Regions from separate parts of the Homo sapiens genome. Here region 2 is linked to region 1. Evidence: chromatin loops called from intact Hi-C (ENCODE). Cell type or tissue: sigmoid colon. All regions are shown on one strand. Links, peaks and the distances in the headings refer to the core of each region. The heading gives the core; the rest is flanking DNA.

Region 1 (8,530 bases), core at 2,487-4,986:
TCCCTTTTCTCTCTGACATTACTGGTATCTCATTACCAGGCACTTGATGGATTTACTTTGCTTGTTTCCTGTAATGCTGTCTCATCATTCTAACATGTTATAAAGCCAAGGGCAAGAACTGAACCCTTTACTTCTTCCATATTCCCAAAAGCTCCTGGTAGAGTATTATACACTTATACACATGGGGTTATTTTATAGATGCTTGCTTAAAAATAAAGGAGAGGCCAGGCGCGGTGGCTCACGCCTGTAATCCCAGCACTTTGGGAAGCCAAGGTGGGCAGATCGCTTGAGGCCAGGAGTTCGAGACCAGCCTGGGCAACACGGTGAAACCCCGTCTCTATTAAAATTACAAAAATTAGCCAGGCGTGGTGGTGCACACCTGTGATCCCAGCTATGCAGGAGGCTGAGACACCAGAATTGCTTGAACTCAGGATGTAAAGGTTGCAGTGAGGCAAGACAGTGCCACTGCACTCCAGCCTGGGCGAAAGAACAAGACCGTGTCTCAAAATAAATAAATAAATAAATAGGAAGTAGGGGGAAAATTTCAACCAGTTGCTTGTCACGTAAGTCTGTATGAAAAGCAATAAAATTTTCAGTTTGAAATAAGAATTAATACATATTTTAAATTTGAAGTATATCACCAAATGGTATGAAATGGTCCCATATTAACAGTCACAAATTGTAACAGTCCTCTCAGATTTTTACCTACAGTATCATTATTTTTATATATTTATGTCACTAGGAGACAGTCTTCATGGGCCTCTTACACTCCTACACAGCTTGCTGGGTGTGTCGTGAATGCAAGGCTGGAACCATACACTACCTGGACTATTTCTCAGGACCGTGTTTGCAGTGAGAAACCTTGATGGCTGAGGTGATGTCTCCCTCTGCAACAAAGAGCAGGCTTGCTTACTATAAAATGGCTATAACATGGTGGGTTCTCCAGGCTCAGTGTTCCCCAGCTGTGACACCACAGCTCACATCAGGGGCTCTCTGATGTCACCAGGTAAAAAGGACCAGGGAGTCAGGGCAGAGCTGGACTGTCTTTCAAAGGCATCCATCTGGGCCCATTGGGTCATGCTTACTGGATGTGGGGACAAGGAAAACTGACTGTGCTGATGCTGCCTGCTGTGCCCTGAGTAATGAGTCCTTTGTCTCTGATCCAGGAGTCTCATGTCTTCTGCCAGCATCCACGGAATGGTAGGAGGCTAGCTTGTTAGCTTGTGAGTACAGTAAAATCAAATCCCAGATCTGTCAATACCTTTATTTCAAACAATAAGTGTCTCCCATTTTTTAAAAAATTGACATCATAGTTGATTCATAGGTAAACAACTGGATTAGAAGGCCATGCCTCTAACAGTGGAATGTAGCACTGGCTATTTTAAACAATGATTTTAGCATTTTATGAAAACGTTCTCACCCATGTTGGGCTTCCCTGGGTCCAGGTATGAATGTGCATGAAGACTTCTGTCTGTGCCAGAAGTTCGGGATTATTTGTTCTACTCTCATCTCTTTCTGTGGGCTGCTGTGGCTCTGCTTGAGGCCACCTGGTCTTATAGCCTTAGGGGTCTATAGTAAAAACCATCCTCTTTATACAGGAGCAGGTCAGGATGGCCATGTTCGATACGGCGACGTCTCCACGCATTTGCCTGTTTGCCCACTGTATTTTCTGAGGTTGCTCATGTCCAGCTCTTTGTGGCACTGTACTCAGGCCTCATTATGGCTCACTGTGCACTGTCCAAAGCCCAGAGCCACCTTGTGTCACTCCTCTTGGAGGCAGGGGATATGTTGTTTGTAGAAATAGCCTACGCACCCAGCAATAGGGTGCCTGAACCCCAGGAGCAACTGGTAGCATCTGATAAGTGGCTGAATTGATTCTTCATCATTTCTAGACTGTCTTTATGACAATATTTTTCAATATCATTCTATTGTGTTTAACAATTGGGATGGTAACAAGAAAGATTTTTAAATAGTTACCCCCCAAGAACCTTGGAAATACTCTGTGGGTCTGTAGCATACAAACTCAGCCCTCTAAGACAGCAGACATTTGCACTCTTTAACTTGCTATGCCACATGCATTCCTCTGGGACAAGTGCCAGGCCAGGCCTTCTTAAAACTTTCCTTCAAATCAAACATAAAAAAGAGAGGCACAGTTGCTAAAGAAAGCAATAACACAAAAAAAATTCGATTTAAAAGTTATGTTAACAACTATCAGTTCCTATTCAACTAGTACATGGAAGTTTAAATAGTAAAAGAGAAAACTTTAACAAATTTTTCAAAACCACTGCTCAGTACTTTGGATAGGCAGATGACTTTTTATAAAGTCACAATATTTACACATCTTACTCAAAATAAAACTTTTTAATGTTCTAACTTAAAACACTGGATTATATTTAGTTTTATCTCATACTCAGCAAGTCAATGCTGACCTGGCCCTCTTCTCCCCAAATCAGCCATCTCTATCTCTGTCATCGGGATGTCCTAGAGTCAAAGCTCTGGGGTCCTTTCCATCCCGCTCCTTCTTTACCTTTCAGCCTTATAGATTTATCAACAACCTCTTTTCAAATATCCCTCTGGGGCCTTCTTTTGACAGAACACACACCAGCTATGTCCAAACATGCTAAAATTCTGAACAAACATTCAAGTGAAAGTGCAGTCTGCAGCAGCTTGGCCTTAAACGTTTCTTTTCCGCGTCACCGCTGCCCTGAGCTAAGTCTTCAACACCTCGTGTGCAGGTCAATGAAACAACTTTCACAAGCGAATCCCACGGCTCCATCTGCCCCAACTCAGAGCATTTCTAACCTCGTCTAGTCTTCATAACAGCAAAAAAGATTGTTTTTGTATTGTGATGTCCCCCTCTTCTGCAACAGCAGCCAACCTCACTTCAACTGTACCCCCCACATCTGCCTCACACCTACCCCGTCCTGCACTGGACCAGGTGACTCAGACCAATGAGAAAATTCACCTCGGATTTCCTTGACTATTGAAGGGAATGGAGCTAAAACCCTCAAAACCAAAAAGCGTTTGTTTTTAGAGTGTTGATGACATGAGTGTCAAAAATTGCAGTCCAGGGAGAAACTATAGCACAAAATGTCAGTTATCTTGTCCCAAAACAATACCATTCTATTCTGGAAGGATTTAGGTGGCCCACTTTTGAGCAGTAACAGTAGCGGCAACATCACTTACATCCTCAGAAGCACAGATCAAGCATCGCGTTTCACTCCTGGGTGGTCACCAAAAGAGGCATGTTTAATGTCTACGCATGCAAAACTTAAAACAGACAACTGAGGACCTGGTGAAATATCCTTCTGGAGCCTTCTTTTGACAGAACACACACAAGCTATGTCCAAACATGTCGAAAATTCTACATAAACATCCAAGTGAAAGTGCAAAGTCATCAGCAGCCTGAGCCTTACAGACCTTTTTTGCATAAATATTTTGTTCTCAACAGAATCCAGACACAGTCCATGTGCGGAAAAGATGTGTGCATGAGTCATGCACACATGCAGTCAGATGCCCACACCCACTGGTCCTTCTGGGGGCCCGCTGCCCAGGGCACTGTCCACCCCATCCTCCTCCTCCTTGGAGCACGAGAGGGCCTGGCCACGGTGCACACTGCATCTGTCCACCCTACCCAGCACTCAGGCCGCCTTGCCAGTAACTTTATCAACGCATCCAGAGAAGGCAACTGCAGGCCTCACTCCCAGCTATGCCAAAGGGGGACCAGCTTGGGACTCCCGGAAATAAATTCAGTTTTACCAGCAAGTCATTTCCCTGTAATGAAAATAAAGCACTCTTATAAGCCAAGACTCCCTTAAATCAGACACATAATCTGATTATAACTGCAATGCATTCAAAAAGCATGTTCATAATCTTGTTACAACTTTTCCCATGCCTAGAAAAATGTTCTCAAGACCGTTGCAGGGCAGTGTCCTCTGGATATAGGCATTTGGGGTCCAGGTTGGTAACCCCAAGGAAGAACTGGTAGCATTCAACACCTCCTCCCTGCCCTCCATCTGATTAGAAGATAGAAACTTCCTTCCTTCCTCTGCACCTCCAGCCAGCCAGGAGACAAGCGCAGAATGCACTGGCCCGAGCTGCCCAGCCTTTTCTGCATGGTGCCCAGGGCACAGAGAGCAGCAGGTGGGGCCCCACCCTGGAGGAGGGGCACCCTCCAGGACCGGGCTCTCTCCAGGCATATTTCGCTTAGGCAGTCACACCAGGGAAAGACATAAAATGACATTACTGGCCGGGCACAGAGACTCACGTCTGTAATCCCAGCATTCTGGGAGGCTGAGGCGGGCAGATCACTTGAGGTCAGGAGTTCGAGACCAGCCTGGCCAACATGGTGAAACCCTGTCTCTACTAAAAATACAAAAATTAGCCAGTGTGGTGGCATGAGCCTGTAATCCCAGCTTCTCAGTGGGAGGCTGAGGTGGGAGGATCACTTGAACCCAGGAGGCAAAGGTTGCAGTGAGCCGCGATCACACCACTGCACTCCAGCCTGGGTGATGGAATGAGACTCTGTCTCAAAATAATATAAATAAAAATAAAAACAAATATAAAAAATAAAATGACATTACCATCCAGCTAACAGCAACTTTAATATTCCCTATGGGTTAACAGAAACAAACTGAAAATACAGTTTTATGTTAGTCTTAGTAGTAAAGTTACTCTTAGAGCAAAGCTTTATTTTACTGAAACATCGAAACAAGTTTATAGCTGGGTCCCAACAACTCAGTTTTACAGTTGCAGACACTGAAGTTCAAGCCATTAAGCAACCTGCCCGAAGTCCCATAGTTGCCAAGGAAAGAATAGGCCCCCATGTCTGTACGATCCAGGATCATGCCCTAAGCCCTGTTCGCTGGGGTCCAGGGCCAGGGCCAGTGGGAGGCACTGTGCTTACAGGTATTTACAGGTGGCCAAACCCCATCCCTGTGCTCTTGTCACTCTCTCGGGCCCACCATTGGATCTGCCCAAGCTCAGGCTCTGCTTTCTTCTCACTTAGGCCACGGCCACAGCCTCTCCACTGGCTCTGTCTTCTCACTTCACTCTTCCTCCACTTACCTTCCAAAGATATAACTGCCCATATCATTCTCCCTTGAAAAACCTCCTGTGGTTTTTCAACCACAGCACCCTCTGCCTTCAGAGTGCATCGAACACCCTGAGCCAGGACCCTAGATCCATGTGGTCCGTCCGCAGCCAGCCTGGCCTCTCCATACACCTTGCCTCCTGCTATGGTGACAGCATGGCTTGCAGCCCCAGGCTGGCCAACTCTTAACCTGTCCCTACTGTCCTCCCCACCCTGATATAGTGTCATTACTGGTAAGGCCTGAGGCAGCGGCAACTGCATTTGGGGGTGCCACAGCACACCTGTCATTCTCCAATTGCTCTCCCATGCCTTTATGAAATGAGCTTGCAGATGCTGCATAAGAAGGGATGTCCCAGGAATGGAAAATGCTGCTGGCTGATCGAAGGCTCCACCTTTTAATGCTGCCAAACAAATAAAATATCTCACAAGGTCATCTGAGGCAAGTCCAGGGTCTCCATTTATAACAGAACTAAAAGTAGAGATGATGTGTGCCATTTTGACGGCAGCATCATGTGCTAGCAGAGTGAACAGAGGACACCCCATCTGTCCTTGTGCACAAGAAACTGCTTTGAAGGAACTCAATCTCTTAGGTGACTGTGATGACCCCCAAGAAGGAGCTGTGATCACCTGAACATAAGATACAAAGGTCCCCTGTCAGTTTCATTTTACAAACCACATGGCTTCCTTCACTGAAGTCTTGCCTCAATCCAGTGACTTCATCCCGAAAGACAGAACTGGCTAATACCCTGAACTCATGTTAATATTACTATTAACGTTAATACAAAAATATATATGTATATATACACACACATGTAGAGTCTTCAGAATTTATTTACATATATATAAACTGAATTTATTTCGGGGAGTCACGAATATATATATTCAGAATATATATATGTGTGTATATGTGTGTGTGTGTGCATATATATATATACACATACATACATATATTTGGAGACAGGGTCTTGCTTTGTCACCCACCCAGGTGAGAATGCAGTGGCACAATTATCATTTACTGTAGCCTTGATCTCCCGCGCTCAAACGATCCTCCCATCTCAGCCTCCCAAGTAGCTGGGACCACAGGTGCATGCCACCATGCCTGGCTAATTTTTAAATTTTGGTAGAGATGGTGTCTCACTATGTTGTCCAGGCTGGTCTCCAATTCCTGGGGGCTCAAGCGATCCTCCTGCCTTGGCACCTACTAATATACGAATATATTTAGTGTTGTGAGGCCTCTTCAAGAAGACCTACCTGGCAGCTTTGTGCAAAACTGACTGCAGGGGAGGGATGGGGGCAGGGGTCCGGCTTGGTGTGAGGTCTGGGCACCTCAGTTCAGTGCAGGCAGAGAGACTAGAAAGCAACAGGGCAGAACCAGGAAACTGTGTGAGGGAGAGAGCTGACAGGGGTGCAGAGCCCCAAGTGAGGCGGCCACAAGCAGTTCTGAGGGGTATGGTCTGGGGACGGAAGACCAGGGGCACCAACATGACCTGGAGGTAGGACACAGAGCTTAGGTGTGTGGGTGACAACCAGGCAGCTCTCCTCACAACCTGCCAGTGGGACTCCAGCATGGGGCACACAAGGAGGACACAATGAGGACAGGAGCCTGTGCAGGGCTGCTGAGGCTATCCATCTGGAGCCACTCAGGAAAAACACAATGCAGATAATTATTAACAAAAAACAGAAAATGCGAGCCCACTGATCCTGTCCTCGCAGGGCAGGGCAGTGTCAGATTCCAGCGAGACTTCCTTAGGGCTTACTCAGCTTCTCTGTTTTCCTGTATGTTGTGGGCTGAACTATTTCCCCAAGAAGATATGTTCAAGTGCTACCCCCAGTGCTGGGGAATATGGCCTTATTTGGAAACAGAGTCTTTGCACGTTTAGAGGAGGACCTACTAGACTGCATGGGCCGGATCCAAGATGACTGGTGTCCTTATAAGCTGAGGACGAGACACACACACAGAGAAGGCAGCTGAGACTCAGACACACAGGGAAGAGGTTGTGTGATGACAAAGGCAGAGGCAGAGATTTGGGTGGCTCAGCCACAAGCCAGGGAGCAAAGCACCAGGCATGGAACAGACTCTCCCCTAGGGCCTTTCCAGACAGCGTGCCCTGCAGGCACCTTGATCTTGGACTGCAGCCCCCACCACAGGCCAGGGAGCAAAGCACCAGGCATGGAACAGACTCTCCCCTAGGGCCTTTCCAGATAGCATGCCCTGCAGGCACCCTGATCTTGGACTGCAGTCCCCACTGCTGTGAAAGAATAAGCTTCAGGTTCTGAAGCCGTTCAGTGGGTGGGCCCTTGGTTGCAGCCGTACTAGAAAAGACAGAGTCAGTACCTGTGTGGACCAGTGGTGTCCAGACCACAAGAGGCATGGTGTGGGCTCTGGACCTGTCTCTCCAAAAAGCTGACCATCTCTGATTTCCACCTGGAAGAGCCGGGCCAACACAGGACATCGGAAGGGTGAGCATCGTCGCGATACCCAGGCCCCAGGTGACGATGCTCAGTGTGGGTGGAGAGACGGAACTGGCAGTCCAGGTTCTCCAGCTAAATCTTAAATGGGCTTCCCTGTCCCATTCCACTTTTGTCTCCTTTCTTTGAGAATAGAACTGCCCCCACTCCTACCACCCTTTTTGCATTTATTGTAGGTGCACGCGGTCCTCGGGTATATATTCATGACTGTTGTTTGATATAATGAGATAATTATCTGTTTAATAATCCCACATCCATAATCCACATCCATCACTGCCCAGGCCCAGCTCTGGCACATTGTGGAGACCCCCTCTCTCCTGCACCAACATGGGCAGGAGATGGGGAGCAGTGCAGGGGCCCCTGTCAGCAGGGTTTGCAAACACCACAGTGCAGCTCGAGAGAAGGCTTCCGTGCAAGAAGGAAAACCAAGGTATCCTCTATCTTATTTTTACTCCACATAGGACAAGAAAATGCCCACTTTAACATATCCAGGGTTTCTAGATTCAAATCCATGGGATTCCCCCTCTCCACACTTCAAAGAATGACAATGCTCATAAGAGTGACAGCCCCTGTTTAAGTAGCCTCAGCACTTTAGATATTTCACCTCAAGTCCTCACAACCGAACAAAAAATAACCAGAGTTGGCAAGGATGTGGAGAAATTGGAAGCCTTGTGCATTGCTGATGGCAGTGTAAAACGGTGCTGCCATGTGGAAAACAGTGGGGCGGTTCCTTAAAAAATTCAAAGTAGAGGTATCATCTGATCCAGCAATCCCACTTCCGAGTACACACCCAAAAGAACTGAGGGTGAGACTTGAACAGACATTTGTATGCTCACGTTCATAGCAGCTCATTCACAACAGACATAGGTGAGGGCAACCTAAGTGTTTATTGATGGATAAACAGATCAACTCAATGTGGAGTACCATAGAATATTATTTAGCCTTAAAAGGGATGGAAATTCTGACACA
Region 2 (8,530 bases), core at 3,439-5,938, 220 kb before region 1:
GCTATTTTTCTGTCTGCGCCTTCTATAGGGTTGTTCTAGAATTATTTTTCTCTGTATGTGGGAGTCTATGTCTGCTTCAATGCTGTCTTACATAATTATTCCCTCTAGTCATAGAGTTCTCTACTCATATAGTTAGCTTCAAAAAAATTCCACATATAGTCTCCCATACAACTCTCCCACCGCCCATGGGGTTGGGCAGGTCAGGTACAATTATTGAGCTATTTTACAAATGATAGCCTGAGATGCAGGAGAGTTAAGTGTATTTCCTAAGGTAACAATGCGAGGAAGAGGCAGAACGGGGGCCAGAACTCAGTTCTGCAGAGGCCAGGCTCCAGGCCCTTCCCACTACACTGCTGCAGCTCCTCATGGCCCCTCGGCCATGCTCCTTGTGCAGTGGCATGCACCGTCAGGTGCTTAGTAAATGCTTTGCAAAGCAGGTGTTTCCTGAAGCTGAAGTAATGGTCCATGTGAACGGTATAAAAACAATCAAGCTAAGGAACAAAAATATGATCCAAGGCAATCAGAGAGGCTTAAGGGCATCATGTGAGATGTAAGGAATAAATAGATAGTAGATCAGGTGGAGAGCAGATCATTCTGATGGTGAAAGGACAGGGACGGGTTGAGTGAGGCAAAAAAGCCTTACACGGGAAGAGTGATTTTCACTTTCAAATAAATTATCTCCTTTATTCCTCAGACCAAACTTGTGAGTAGATGTTAGCAGAGTCTCTGTTTAATTTATAAAGATTTTGCATATCTTTATACATTTTTATAAAGAGTTTAGTACTTTTTTCTCCCTCCAACACCACTCAACTAATTAGAAAGGCCCGTATTCAAAGCAGCCCCTCTGACTCTAAAGGCTGAATACTTTCACTCTAGGGCAGGACATAGATTGTTTTGTCCCCCAAGAATGCTAAGTAAGCCTGGGTCCTCATGTTAGATCTGTGTTGTTCTTCTATAGCAAAAATGGCTATCTTCTTGGTTTCTCCTTTTTTACAGTAGGTTCTAGAGGGGCTGGAGGGACTTGGTAGTACACATTACAGATATGAGTTCAAATCTCTGCTCTGCCACTAACCAGCTGTGGCAGCCGTGAGAATTCAAGGAAGTTATTTCCTTTCTCTGTGCCTCAGTTTTGTCACCTGTAAAATGGGGATAATCATGTGTCCAACACACAGTATTATTTGCAAGCCAAAAGTAAAATTCTAAGTGCCCCCCAACCAAATGAATGGACCCCTCCTCTTGGCCAAAGGCTTTCTAAAGTAAACCTGAAACAGGCCATGATGAGAAGGGGGGTCAGACACTCCTCATTACACCTTCTTCCCTTTGGAATTCAGGCATAGCTGACCAACAGCATTAACATTAACAGAGACATTGAGACTGCCAAAACAGACTCTTTGTAGCAATAAGATACCAACATGACAGATAGTAGGCCCTGATAGAAATCAAAGTATTTTACCCCAAAATACATTTCTTTGACATATTTTGAAATGGCCTTGCAAAGCTGTCTCTGGGGAAAATCTACATTCAGTAGAGGATCTCTTTCCCTTTCTAAGTCTTTTTCCTGACCCAGGAGAGAATTCACTAAGAGTCCAGCACCTTTTTAAGGCTGACAATAAACATTTACAACCTACTCCCTCTGAAGCCTGCTACCTGGAGGCTTCATCTACATAACAAGAACCTTGGTTTCCACAACACTTCTCTTAACCCAGACCCTCCCTTCTGTTGATTACAGGTCTTTAGATAAACTCAACCAATTGCCAATAAGAAAATAAGGAATCTACCTAAGACCTGGATGCCCCCACCTTTGAGTTGTCCCACCTTTTTGGGTTGAACCAATGTACATCTTACATATATTGATTGATATCTTATACCTCCCTAAAATGTGTAAAACCAAGCAGTTGGCCACACCCGGCCACCTTGGGCACATGTTCTCAGGATCTCCTGAGGATCAAATGAGATGTATATAAAGTGCTCAGCACAGAGTTTAACATCTAGAAAACCAACAATGAATATCCACTGTTGTCATTGTGTTGTATAATAAAGAATGTGTCTAGTTTTTGTTTTAGGTTCCGGGAACATGGCGTCTGAATCCGAGTGATAAGAGTATCTGTTATTCATGGTGGGCCCTTGGACCACAGCAGAGTTTATGCTAACAAGGTGACTCAGGATGGGGCCAGTCTTGTGGAAAAGCCAGTCCTGTGATTAGAGAGTTGGGGCTTTGAGTCACTTAATACAGGCCCAACCTCCTGACCCCTGGAGAGGGATGCTAGAGATGGAGTTCTATAACATGGTCAATGATTCAGTCAGTCACACCTACCAAATGAAACCCATTCAAAGCTCCAGACACCTGATGATCCCCCTGGGTGTTGGTAAACACATCAGTGTGCCAGGAGGGTAATGTGCTCTGATGCTGTGGGAAGAGGGCATGGCAGCTGTGCATTCAGGACCCTCCAGACCTCATCCTGGGCATCTATTTATATGCTGGTCCTGACTCGTATCCTTTATAATAAAACTGTAATCCTAAGTACAGCACTTTGAGTCATTCTAGTGAATTATTGAAACTGAAGGAGTCATGCAAACCCCGAATTTGTGGCCAGTTGGTCAGAAGTGCAGGTAGCTTTGGGACCCCCAAACTTGAGACTGATTCTGCAGTAAGGGGTGACTTTTTTTTTTTTTTTTTTGACAGGATCTCTGCTCTGTTGCCCAGGCTGGAGTGCAGTGACAAGATCATAGTCACTGCAGCTTCCAACTCCTAGGCTCAGGCAATCCCCCTGCTGCAGCCTCCTGGGCTGCTGAGACTACAGGTGTGAGCCACCAAACCCAGCTAATTTTTTAATTTTTATTTTTGTAGAGATAGGGTCTCGCTATGTTGCGCAGGCTGGTCTTGAACACCTATGCTCAAGTGATCCTCTTACCTCAGCCTCCTGAGTAGCTGGGACCACAGATATGTGCCACCATGCTTGGGTAATTAAAACAATTTTTTTTTCAGAGATGGGGTCTCACTATGTTGCCGAGGCTGGTCTCAGACGCCTGGGCTCAAGCAATCCTCCTGCTCCAGCCTTCCAAAGTGCTGGGATTGCAGGCATGAGCCACTGCACCCGGCCAGTGAGGGCTGTCTTGACGGGGACTGTGCCCTCGGTCTGTGGCATCTGTGCTAACGCCAGGTGATTAGTGTGAGACTTGAACGGCAGTAGTACAGGTTTCTATCACTGGATGAGACAATGTCTGACTGGCAAGAGAAACTAGATGGTTACAGAAAAAGAAACACCCCCCAGAGGGCCAGGTCCTAGATTGTAGGGGGAGGAAAAACAGGCCATGTTTTAGTCAGAAACTCAAATTCCACAGAATCTAGTCCTCAGTCTTCTTTGGATGAAGAAAGAGGGTCTCTTCTTGGATGTTTCTAGGTGTGGAGATGGGAGAGTGGGACAGAGCAGGGATAAGGAACAATATTAGAACTGTATCCCAATTTAATTTCCCATTTTTATTTGAAAGTAATGTAATATTCTGAGGACACAGCAATTTTTTCTAGGATTAAAATAATCACTATGATATTATTATCTTATTTAAAAAATTTAAAAAATTCTTGTGAGTACATAATAGGTATATATATTTGTGGGAGTCATGAGATGTTTTGATGCAGGCATGCAATGTGTAATAATCACATCATGGAGAATGGAGTGTCCATCACCTCAAGCATTTATCTTTCGTGTTACAAACAATCCAATTACACTCTTTTCATTATTTTTAAATGTATAAGTAGGTTTTTGACTATAGTCACACTGTTGTGCAACCAAATAGTAGGCCTTCTTCATTCTTTTTATGTTTTTTGCACCCATTAACCATCCCCACTTCTCATCTACCTCCTACTATCTGTTCCAGCCTCTAGTAACCAATCTTCTACCCTCTATGTCCATAAGTTCAATTGTTTTGATTTTTAGATCCCACAAATAAGTGAGAACATGTGATGTTTGTTTTTCTGTGCCTGGCTTGTTTCACTTAACATAATGACCTCCAGTTCCATCCATGTTTTGCAAATGACAGGATCTCTTTTTTACGGCTGAATAGTACCCCATTATGGATAATATTATTAATAATAAATAATATTTATATATAACATATATAAATAATATTAATAATAATAATTTAAAAATTCCCAAGGTGGCTTATTTGAAAATTGAATGTATTTTGAACAATCTATATTTACCTGGGCATTGGGCATCCTTCTAGGCTCTCTCATCTCCAAAGCAGATTCTATTACCGAATGATGGTCTCCACTTCTTGGATCCCTTCCATATGCTCCTAGTTGTGCTGTATTTTCTGGTCGTGCTTCCTTTTAGAGGCCTTGCTTATTTCCTGAAGTTGACCTGGCTCTTACTGTGCAGGACGAGGCAGACACTGGGAAGCACGCTGTTCTCCCAGGGCTTATCCTCTTGCTTTGCTTATTTCTTCTTTTCACAGGGTTTCAAGTCTGCTCTCTGTAGCCTCCTGCCATCCTTGCAAGTTCCTACACATGGAAAAAGCCTTCTGCGGCTTCTGTGCCAAGTCTCCTGCTTTTCCTCAAGTTCTGCCTTAAGACACATATCTTTTCCGAAGTCTTTTATGGAGATTTTCTCACCAGAGTCTTCCTATGATTTGTAGCAACTAAGCAGTTGTTTTCTCTTTCAGATTCATCTTGGAGGATTAGCAGCAGCAAGAGCCTATGGAGGCAGGGAAGAAGCCTCTATCAAGTGGTGGTGTTTGCTTTTGCAGTTCTCTAATAAAAATGAAGTTTTCCATCTCTAACAAAATACCAATGACATTCTTCGCAGAAATAGAAAAAACAATTCTAAAATTTATATGGAACCCCAAAAGACCCAGAATCTCTAAAGCTATCCTAAGCAAAAGGAACAAAACTGGAGGAATGACATTACCTGACTTCAAATTATACTACAGAGCTATAGTAACCAAAACAGCATGGTACTGGCATAAAAACTGACACATAGACCAATGGAACAGAATAGAGAAACCAGAAACAAATCCACACATCTACAATAAACTCATTTTCAACAAAGGTGCCAAGAACATACACTAGGGAAGAGACAGTCTTCAATAAATGTTGCTGGGAAAACTGGATATCCATATGCAGAAGAATGAAACTAGACTCTTATCTCTCACCATATATAAAAATCAAAAAATGGATTAAAGACTTAAATCTAAGACCTCAAACTATGAAACTAATATAAAAAAACATTGGGGAAAATCTCCAGGGCATTGTTCTGGGCAAAGATTTCTTGAGTAATACCCCACAAGCACAGGAAACCAAAGCAAAAATGGACAAATGGGACCACATCAAGTTAAAAAGCTTCTGCACAGTGAAGGATACAATCAACAAAGTGAAGCGACAACCCACAGAATGGGAGGCAATATTTGCAAACTACCCATCTGACAGGGGACTAATAACCTGAATATATAAGGGTCTCAAACAACTCTAGGAAAATGTCTAATAATCTGATCAAAAATGGGCAAAAGACTTGAATAGACATTTCGCAAAAGAAGACACATGAATGACAAACAGGCATACGAAAATGTGCTTAACATCATTGATCATCAGAGAAATGCAAATCAAAACTCCAATGAGATAGCATCTCATCTCAGTTAAAATAGCTTATATCCAAAAGACAGATAATAACAAATGCTCTTCGGAATGTGGAGAAAAGGGTGGGAATGTAAATTAGTACAGCTACTGTGGAGAACAGTTTGGAGGTTCCTCAAAAAACTAAAAATAGAGCTGCTATATGATCCAGCAATCCCACTGCTGGGTGTATTCCCAAAAGAAAGAAAATCAGTGTATCAAAGAGATATTGGCACTCCTATGTTTGTTACAGTACTGTTTACAATAGCCAAGATTTGGAAGCAACCTAAGTGTCCATCAACAGATGAATAGATAAAGAAAATGTGGTACATAAACATAATAGAGTACTATTCAGCCATAAAAAAGAATGAGATCCTGTCATTTGCAACGACATAGATAGAACTGGAGGTCTTTACGTTAAGTGAAATAAGGCAGGCACAGAAAGACAAATATCACATGTTCTCACTTATCTGTGGGATCTAAAAAAACAATTGAAGTCATGGAAATAGAGAATAGAAGGATGGTTACCAGAGGCTAGGAAGGGTAGGTGGGGGAGGTTGTGGAGGGGAGGTGGGGATGGTTAATGGGTACAAAAAAAAATAGAAAGAATGAATAAGACCTACTATTTGATAGCAAAAATAGGGTGACTATAGTCAATAATTACTTAATTGTACATTTTAAAATAACTTAAAGAGTATAATTTGATTATTTGTAACTCAAAGGATAAATGTTTGAGTGGATGGATACCCCATTCTCCATGATGTGCTTATTTCACCTCACATGCCTGTATCAAAACATCTCAGATAACCCATAAGTATATACACCTACTATGTACCCACAAAAATTTTAAAAATTAAATAAAAAATCACACACAAACACAAATGAGGTTTTCCTCGAAGACAATGATGTTGAGAACCGGCAACATGCACATTCTCATTCTAAGGCCAGTCCACATTCCCTGAGCCCCTGACGAGTTGTTTGGCCGTGAGGGGCAGGTGGGAGACACTTACCATGGAGAGGAGGTCAGCTGTGGTGATACCCAGCCTCCAGCCCTGAGGACAGATGCTTCAGTTCAGCCACAGAAAAACATCCTTAATCCTGAGGAGCAATCACACTCATTTGCGGTGTAACCGGAGCCTCTTCACATTAATTGTGAAACCCGTTTGAATCTGTTTGACAGCAGTACTTTGGTGGCAAAAATCAGAGCAAGGACCAATTCCCAAGGGACTTTACAGTTGTCTCCTCAGTCAAATACACCCTTCAGAATCCACCTTCATGGAGCAAAGCATTTTTCTTTCTATCCTGCATCCAGCCTTTCTCCTTTAACCTAGGGAAACCTGCTGAACACACCTTCGTGTGAGAGAAGCCGCTTTTCCGTGTCCAGTGGGCAATCAGCGTAGCTCTGCTGTTCCAGCTCTGGCTATCTTGACACAGTTTAAAAGCTGTTTCTGTGACCTCACGGGACCTCACTGAGCCTCAGTCCTCTCAGATGGGGGTGACATGATAGTACTTTCCTTAGAGAATTACTTGAGGGTTAAATGAGAGAATCCAAGTAAGCACTAAACATAGTGCCTGGCATATGTAAGCATTTTGTAAATGTCAGGGGGAAAAGGAAATAGCCATTAAAAAACAGAAATCCACTCGGGAAGCTGGGGCAGGATCTCTTGAGGCCAGGAGTTCGAGACCAGCCTGGGTAGCATAGCAAGACCCCTGTCTCCACAAAAATAAATAAATAAAATTAGCCGGGTATGGTGGCACACGCCTGTAGTCCCAGCTACTCAGGACGCTGAAGTGGGAGGATCGCTTGAGCCTAGAAGTTCCAGGTTGTCGTGAGCTATGATTGTGCCACTGCACTCCAGCCTGGGCCACAGAGTGAGACCTCATCTCTTAAAAACAAAACAAAACCAAAACAACAACCAGAACTCCCTAGAGTGGCTATTTGGCTTCTGTACCTGTTAGCAGTACACGAGGCTCTGTCGTTATCCACTGTGTCTTCAATTCTATTATGCCTGTCAGGAAATTCAGAGTGGGTGTGATGGCTGTCACCTGCCAATGAGGAGACCCAAGCAATGAGAACTCACAGATCTTCACCAGAGGGCACACAGCTAGTTAGTTGCAGGAAACCTCTCACCTAGCATCACCCACCTGAGACCATGGAACTCCACGCTCACTGGAGAGGTGAGGAACAGCAGCAGACAAGTGTGGACGGGCAGTAGAGTTGACTCTGCAGGCTTGGGTCATTCAAACCCTGCACATCTAAGAGAAAGGTCTGGCCTTTGCCTGGTTCCTGGGAGATAACCTCTAAGCCCTTGGAATATTCTGCCTGATAGGGGTGTCTTTGCTCATCTCAGGCCTTGGGCCACACTGGCTAGTCTAGCCTAACAGTGTTATCTATGGTGGGACCTTGGGCCACACTGTTCGGCCTCTGGAGAGGCTGAAATCCAAATAGCTAAGGTCAGTAACGACGCATTCATGCCTGAAAGCCTAACCCCAGCAAAATCCCTGGACACGGAGGCTTATGGAAGCTTCCCTGGTTGGCAATACTTTGTACATCTTGTCCACAAGATTCCTGGGGAATTGAGCACTGCCTGCATGACTCCACTGAGAGTAAAAACAGGGAGCTCAGCCATTCTCTGGGCTCCGGCCTGTGCATCTTTTTCCTCTGACAACAGTCTGTATCCTTTTACTGCAACAAACCATAACCACGAGCCCAGTGGCTCTTCTGAGTTCCAGGAGTCCTTCCAGTGGATCACAGAATTTGAGCTTTGTCTTGGGGACACCTGGCTAAGTGGGGAAGGAAGGATCTGCCCCCTCAGGATGGGGACAAAAGCTCTGGAATCTGTATGCTGCATTTCGGTTTGGGACCACCTGCCTCCTCCGTCGGCAGTGGGCTCCTCCCTTCCTCCCTCCCTTCCCCCTCCC

Evidence for each region. Hi-C counts contacts between places; a loop is a spot of excess contacts. Peaks named below come from ENCODE experiments on the same cell type or tissue, not always from the same donor. Only the 100,000 strongest peaks of a DNase experiment are listed, where the experiment ranks them.
Region 2: it touches region 1 in a loop (4-fold over the local background); 2 of 110 quality-filtered maps call a loop at or near these places.

What each region holds. Positions count from the first base shown.
Region 1 is chr18:8,746,063-8,754,592 of GRCh38, reverse strand. The region is part of intron 3 of MTCL1 (microtubule crosslinking factor 1); the gene reads right to left. Among named protein-coding and RNA genes, the nearest start is that of GACAT2, 43 kb to the right of the region's middle. In sigmoid colon, for the core only: no CTCF peak of the experiment used is centred there; DNase peaks (open chromatin) are centred at 2,726, 3,244 and 3,542; H3K27ac peaks cover 674 bases.
Region 2 is chr18:8,970,482-8,979,011 of GRCh38, reverse strand. No RefSeq gene overlaps it. Among named protein-coding and RNA genes, the nearest start is that of NDUFV2, 130 kb to the left of the region's middle. RefSeq lists an enhancer at 1,373-1,904. In sigmoid colon, for the core only: no CTCF peak of the experiment used is centred there; a DNase peak (open chromatin) is centred at 4,521; H3K4me3 peaks cover 1,255 bases.